Linked DNA regions of Homo sapiens: region 1 is linked to region 2. Evidence: chromatin loops called from intact Hi-C (ENCODE). Cell type or tissue: K562. All regions are shown on one strand. Links, peaks and the distances in the headings refer to the core of each region. The heading gives the core; the rest is flanking DNA.

Region 1 (2,927 bases), core at 129-2,628, 420 kb after region 2:
GTCTGCTTCTCATTTACAGAAAAAAAAATACCTTACACGCCAGGGAACCATTTAATGTAATTAAAGAAAACTGTATAAGCCAATTTAATAACAATGTAAGTTTATGTTTACTCTCACTTTCAGCTAGTGCACTCAATCTGCTAAAGGTCAAACTGTAATGTTTAATCTTTACATTTCTCTTGTTTCATGTAAATAGATAGCATTCCATTAACAGAATACCTGTCAATGGACTGTAATGGATAATTCAACAGTAGATATTTTCTAATGTATTTTTTATATCAAATTCTTTGAGGAAAAGTTTTTTCCAAATAGGAAAGTAAGTTCTTTCCTTTTCAGGAACACTTGATTCTGTGTAGTCTTTTCTAATTTGTGACAGAGAATGTTGTCACTTTATTTTTAGATTAATTACTTGTCTCAGTAGAATATTAGAGATTCAAGGTGACAAGAGACAGGTATAAGATAACTGTGACATAAACTTTTCTTTGAACCATATGGAGATGAACTGATTCTAGAACATTTGTGAATTTGGATTTCACTCAGAAATGGCTTTTTGTTAATGATTATGTTCCTAAGAGAATCTAGTATGTATAGTCTAGAGTTTTTCACTTCTTAAAAAAATAATTGCAATACGTAAATCCTTAGTATTTTGAGCTACTTGGTTGGGGATGTCTATGTCAATGGGAAATAATTACATTTAAAGGTTTTTGTGAATTAGAAATAGTAAATTAAACATAGATGACTGTGTCCTTAAACTACCTTAATGAGTATGTAAGAATGGATTTGTCATATAGATATTTTGTAAAGGTTGTAAAGTTGCTGCTTTCAGTGAGTTAATGATTTCATAATGGTTTAAAATAAGAACTCATATACCTATTATATCCTAGATCAGTAGTTCTCATTGTGGGGAAGGGTAGGGTTGGAGAGGTTGCCTCCAGAGGATATTTGACAGTATCTGGAGACTTTTTTTTTTTTTTTTAAGAGACAAGGCCTTGCTATGTTGCCCTGGCTATGTTGCCTGGGCTGGAATATAGTGGCTGTTCACAGGCTCTAACTCGGGGGCTCAAGTGATCCTCCTGTCTCAGCCTGCTGAGTAGCTTGGACTATAGTCCTGCAGCACCACACCTGGCTGAAGACATTTTTGATTATCACAATTTGGGGGTTGCTACTGACATCTAGTGGGTAGAGGCAAGGGATGCTGCCAAGCATCCTACATTGAAAAGGACAGCCCCATACAACAAAGACTTAACTTGTCTAAAATGTCCATGGTGCCAAGGTTGAGAAACCCTGGGTTAGAGTAAGATAAATGGAAAGTGCAGCATAGGTTCAAAGAGGGAGGGATAACATTTGATTTGGTCGTTTGAACAGCAGAGGGGGGCTTTATAAAGAAGTTGGAGGATTGGCCTTTAGAGAGGAGGCATCAGATTTTATAGTTATTCTTAGATGGAGGAAACTACATGAATGCTGATATCTCAGAGTCTCCTCAAACTCAATATGTCAAATAATGAACTCTCGTTATTCACCCTAGGCCCCCTTGTCACCCAGATCTAAAACTTGGGAGTTATTCTCCACTCTTCCCTTTCCCTCAGCCTCTATATCTAGTGAGGGACTAAGGCCTGTTGGTCATAACTCTTTGAATAGCTTTCAGATCAGTTTCATTCCTTTCTATTCTCAATGTCATTGTTCAGATTCTCCTCTATTCCTTACCTTTAACTGGACCTGTCAGTAGTTTTCTAAATGATCTCTCTGTCTCAAGTTTTCTTCAACTTAAATTAGTTAGTCCTCCACACTGTAGCTAAACCATTCTTTCTAATATGCAAATCTGATTGTCATGTGTTACTAAAACAATGTTACTAAAACACCTTCAAGCCAGTAGCCAGTTTTCAAGCCGTACGTTTCAAAATCTTATTTCCTTATTCCTTGTTTTGAACATTAAAAAAAGTAATACATACACTATGTTTTATTTAACTGTGGTAATTTTTATATTTTATTAGTTAAAATTAAATTGCTAAGATTCATCCAAATTGTTATGTAAAACTGTGGTTCATTCTTTTGGATGGCTGTGTTATCTTGCATCATGTGAATATACCATCTTTATTCACTTTCTCACTGATAGCCATTTTCATTCCCCCCTCCTCCTTTTTCTCTTGGGAATAGCACTACTATCATTATTATACATGTCTCTTGTACTTGTGCAAGGATTTCTCTTGTGTATATACTTGAAAATGGAATTGCTGGGTTGTATAGTATGTCAGTGTTCAAACCGATTTATCATTTCTGTTTCCATTGACATGTATAGGAGATCCTATGAATCTATGTGCCCTCCAAAACAGTACTGTCAAATTTAAAAATTTTGACCAAGTGTGTTTAAAAAGGTATTTCGATGAAGTCTTTCTTGATTTACATTCCCCTGATCACGAATGATGTTAACCTTTCTTCAGATGTCTGTTGGTCATATGTCTTTCCTGTACTGTGAAATAGCTTTTCATTTATTTTGCCCATTTTCTGTTGGTTGGTTGTCCTTTTTTAAAAAATAGAATTCTATGGGTTTAAAAAAATACTCCTTATACTAATCATTTGTTTTGTATATTTTGAATATCTTGTTTATAACTTGCCTTTTTGCTCTTTGAGGGGTGTTTTGATGGACAAATTTGTAAATTTTAATACAGCCAAATGTATCAATCTTGAATTTTGTAGTCAATGATTTCTGTGTCCTGTTTAAGAATATGTAAAATATATTCATCTACATTTTTTACTAAGAGTTTTAGTTTTGTTTTTGGTATTAAAGTTCTTAATTCATATGGAATCGATTTTTATGTATAGCACGAGGTGGAGTTCCATGTTCCTGTTTTTACATATGGATTATCTTTTTTCAGATCCATCCTTACCTATGTTGGGGCTCAGAAAACAATACCCCCAAATGAAGGCCT
Region 2 (2,927 bases), core at 123-2,622:
TATTTCCTCGAATCTGCATCCCTCAAAGTAACTGATGTTATCAGTTAAGTTACTGGTTTTATAGAAATATCAGTGGACACTCAATGAATTACTATTTGCATTATTTATTTATTTATTTATTTATTTATTTATTTTTGAGATGGAGGTTTGCTCTTGTTGCCTAAGCTGGAGTGCAATGGCACGATCTCAGCTCACTACAACCTCTGCCTCCCAGGTTCAAGGGATTCTCCTGCTTCAGCCTCCCGAGTATCTGGATTACAGGTGCGCACCACAATGCCTGCCTAATTTTTTGTATTTTTAGTGGAAACGGGGTTTCACCATGTTAGCCAGGCTGGTCTCGAACTCCTGACCTTAGGTGATCTGGCCACCTTGGCCTCCCAAAGTGCTGGGATTACAGTCGTGAGCCACCGCGCCTGGCTGCATTTCTTAATTTTTATAGACTACGCTTCACACATATATAATCTGGAAAAGGTAAACTCTGCCTTTCCAAAACTTAAAAAAAAATTAGTATATATTATCATTTGTTTCTTGAGGAGGTAAAGGTGAAAGGAGTTGGGGTTAGTTCCAGTTACATTGACTGTGGATGAATGAAACATAAATATATGCTAAATTTACAGGTCAAACTGAATGCATATGTGCACTTTTTCCTGGTGAGAGGATTAAAAAGTGGTCTAACCCTAAATATTAAAACTAAATACTGATTTACTAAGTGGCTTTACATTAAGCGACTCGACTACTTTTTATTTTTTTTATTTATTTTTTGAGATGGAGTCTTACTCTGTTGCCCAGGCTGGAGTGCAATAGCGCGATCTCGGCTCACTGTAACCTCCGTCTCCCAGATTCAAGTGATTCTCCTGCCTCAGCCTCCCGAGTAGCTGGGATTACAGGCATGTGCCACCACGCCCCAGCTAATTTTTTAATTTTTCGTAGAGACGGGGTTTCACCATGTTGGTCAGGCTGGTCTCAAACTACTGACCTCAGGTGATCCGCCCATGTCGGCCTCCCAAAGTGCTGGGATTACAGCTGTGAGCCACCGTGCCCGGCCTCGACTACTTTACTTTAAAAGTTCACTTGTATCGTACTTTCCTGCCAGTTTTTACTCAGCATCTGCCATCTACTTCTTGTAGATATAAAAAAACTTATTAAGTCTAGATTGTAAAATCATTGTGGCCTATGTATTTCTACTCTATAGTCCCACACATTCGAAATTGAGGTTTTTAGTTACCTTCTAATAGAGTCCAGTCAATATCCTGGTTCTCTGGCTTAGTTAGTGCTGGGTATTTATTAAACAGGTTAGCCACGAAAGCTAAGTTGAGTTTGGGGTTTCCACTGACAACATCAGCAGGGGTAACAAACTGTCTGCAACCTAATTTATCTGCTTGTTGAAGCATACTCTCAGCTCTCTTCAAATCATCTGTTTCCTGTTGAAACAAAATCGGAAGACTTTGTCAAAGGCCACACTAAAAATATAGAAAATTTCCCCACTGTCATAGTCTGGGTATACAGTTCTACTTTCTTTTAGCTAACATATGGTACTTATTATAAAATTGTTTTGAATGCAAAAAAAAAGGTTGGCCCTCTTGGAGATGCAGTACCTGTAATATACACTAGATGGCGCCAGATCACACAGCAAACTACTGAGTACATTTAACTAAATTGCATTAAGAAAGAAGTTACGTAAAAGGTTGGGGGAAACTCCCAGATTTTGTTTGAAAATCTGTAGAGAAAAATATACATTCACCATCTTCACTTTCTCTGGTTCCACTTTTCCTTTTTTCCTTCTCAATAGGAAAACAGCTTCAATTGTCCTTTTAAGCCACCTCAAGTTAAATATTCAGATATTTTCAGTAGAATTATGTTAAAATTTTTTTTCAAATGTACTTTATCTACAATGAATCTCAATTAATTATTAAATGTGAAAGGGTATTAACTGTAGTCCTACTTAAGTCTCCTTTAGAAAATGGTGTTCATTTTCTGTAAATTGTGGGTTCATTCTCTTCAACCTGGCTTATTTTATTTTATTTTGCTGATTTACTACTTTCTGCTTTGGAGTTTCTCCTTTTTTCTACTGGCTCTCAGCTGAACTTCACTGAGGCTTCTGGGTACTGTGCATTAAGTCAATGAGCTTCATGACAGAGTGGACTCCTTGGAACCCTGGAACCTCTGGGGCTGTGTTATGCAGCAGAAGGAACTAGAAAGGAGGGCACTGCTGGAGAGCGAGCTAGAGAGAGAGGAAGTTGTGCTGAGCTGTGGAAGTAGGCTTCCCTGGCTGAGGGAGAAGACAGACACCTTCATTCATGTCATGCTCAAATCCCAAGGGAAATGCTTGTGAACTGTTGCTTGAATTGAAGAGAAGCAGAGAATCTATTTCCACTGATTTCTTTTGAGCGTAGGGAGAATGGTGGAAGGCAAGACCAAGGATTAATCTCAGGGAATTGAAGGATTAAAAAAGTTAGGACGAAAGGAAGGGATTTTTTCCATTACAAAGACGAAGAGAAAAAAGTTAAATTGAAATAAAAAACAGGTAAAACTGTTCAGAGTTAAAATTAGGCCTTGGTTGGACGTGGTGGCTCACGCCTGTAATCCCAGCACTTTGGGAGGCCGAGGCAGAAGGATTGCTTGAGCCCAGGAGTTCGAAACCAGCCTGGCCAACATGGCGAAACCTCGTCTCTTAAAAAAAAAAAAAAAAAAAAAAGACCCTAAAGAAGGTGTAAAGCTGAAAAAGATGAAGGACACTGAAAACCATGAGAACAGCATGAGCAAAGGCACCTGGGTGGTGGTGGGAAGGAAGGTTGGGGTGGGGAACACAGACTTTTGGGGAAATAACACTGGCTAGATTTTAGAGCAAGATTTGTAGGGTGAGTGCCAAGCAGAACATTTCAGACTGAATTCTAGAGTCAACAGAAGAATCCTTGTCGGATTCTGAA

Evidence for each region. Peaks named below come from ENCODE experiments on the same cell type or tissue, not always from the same donor. Only the 100,000 strongest peaks of a DNase experiment are listed, where the experiment ranks them.
Region 1: it touches region 2 in a loop (3-fold over the local background); 9 of 110 quality-filtered maps call a loop at or near these places.

What each region holds. Positions count from the first base shown.
Region 1 is chrX:115,225,343-115,228,269 of GRCh38, reverse strand. The region is part of intron 1 of LRCH2 (leucine rich repeats and calponin homology domain containing 2); the gene reads left to right. Among named protein-coding and RNA genes, the nearest start is that of LRCH2, 7.3 kb to the left of the region's middle. In K562, for the core only: a CTCF peak has its summit at 1,177 (motif pointing left); no DNase peak of the experiment used is centred there.
Region 2 is chrX:115,641,807-115,644,733 of GRCh38, reverse strand. It overlaps PLS3 (plastin 3), which reads right to left. Exons shown (of 16, transcript NM_005032.7): 10 at 1,226-1,421. Among named protein-coding and RNA genes, the nearest start is that of PLS3-AS1, 81 kb to the right of the region's middle. In K562, for the core only: a CTCF peak has its summit at 1,603 (motif pointing right); no DNase peak of the experiment used is centred there.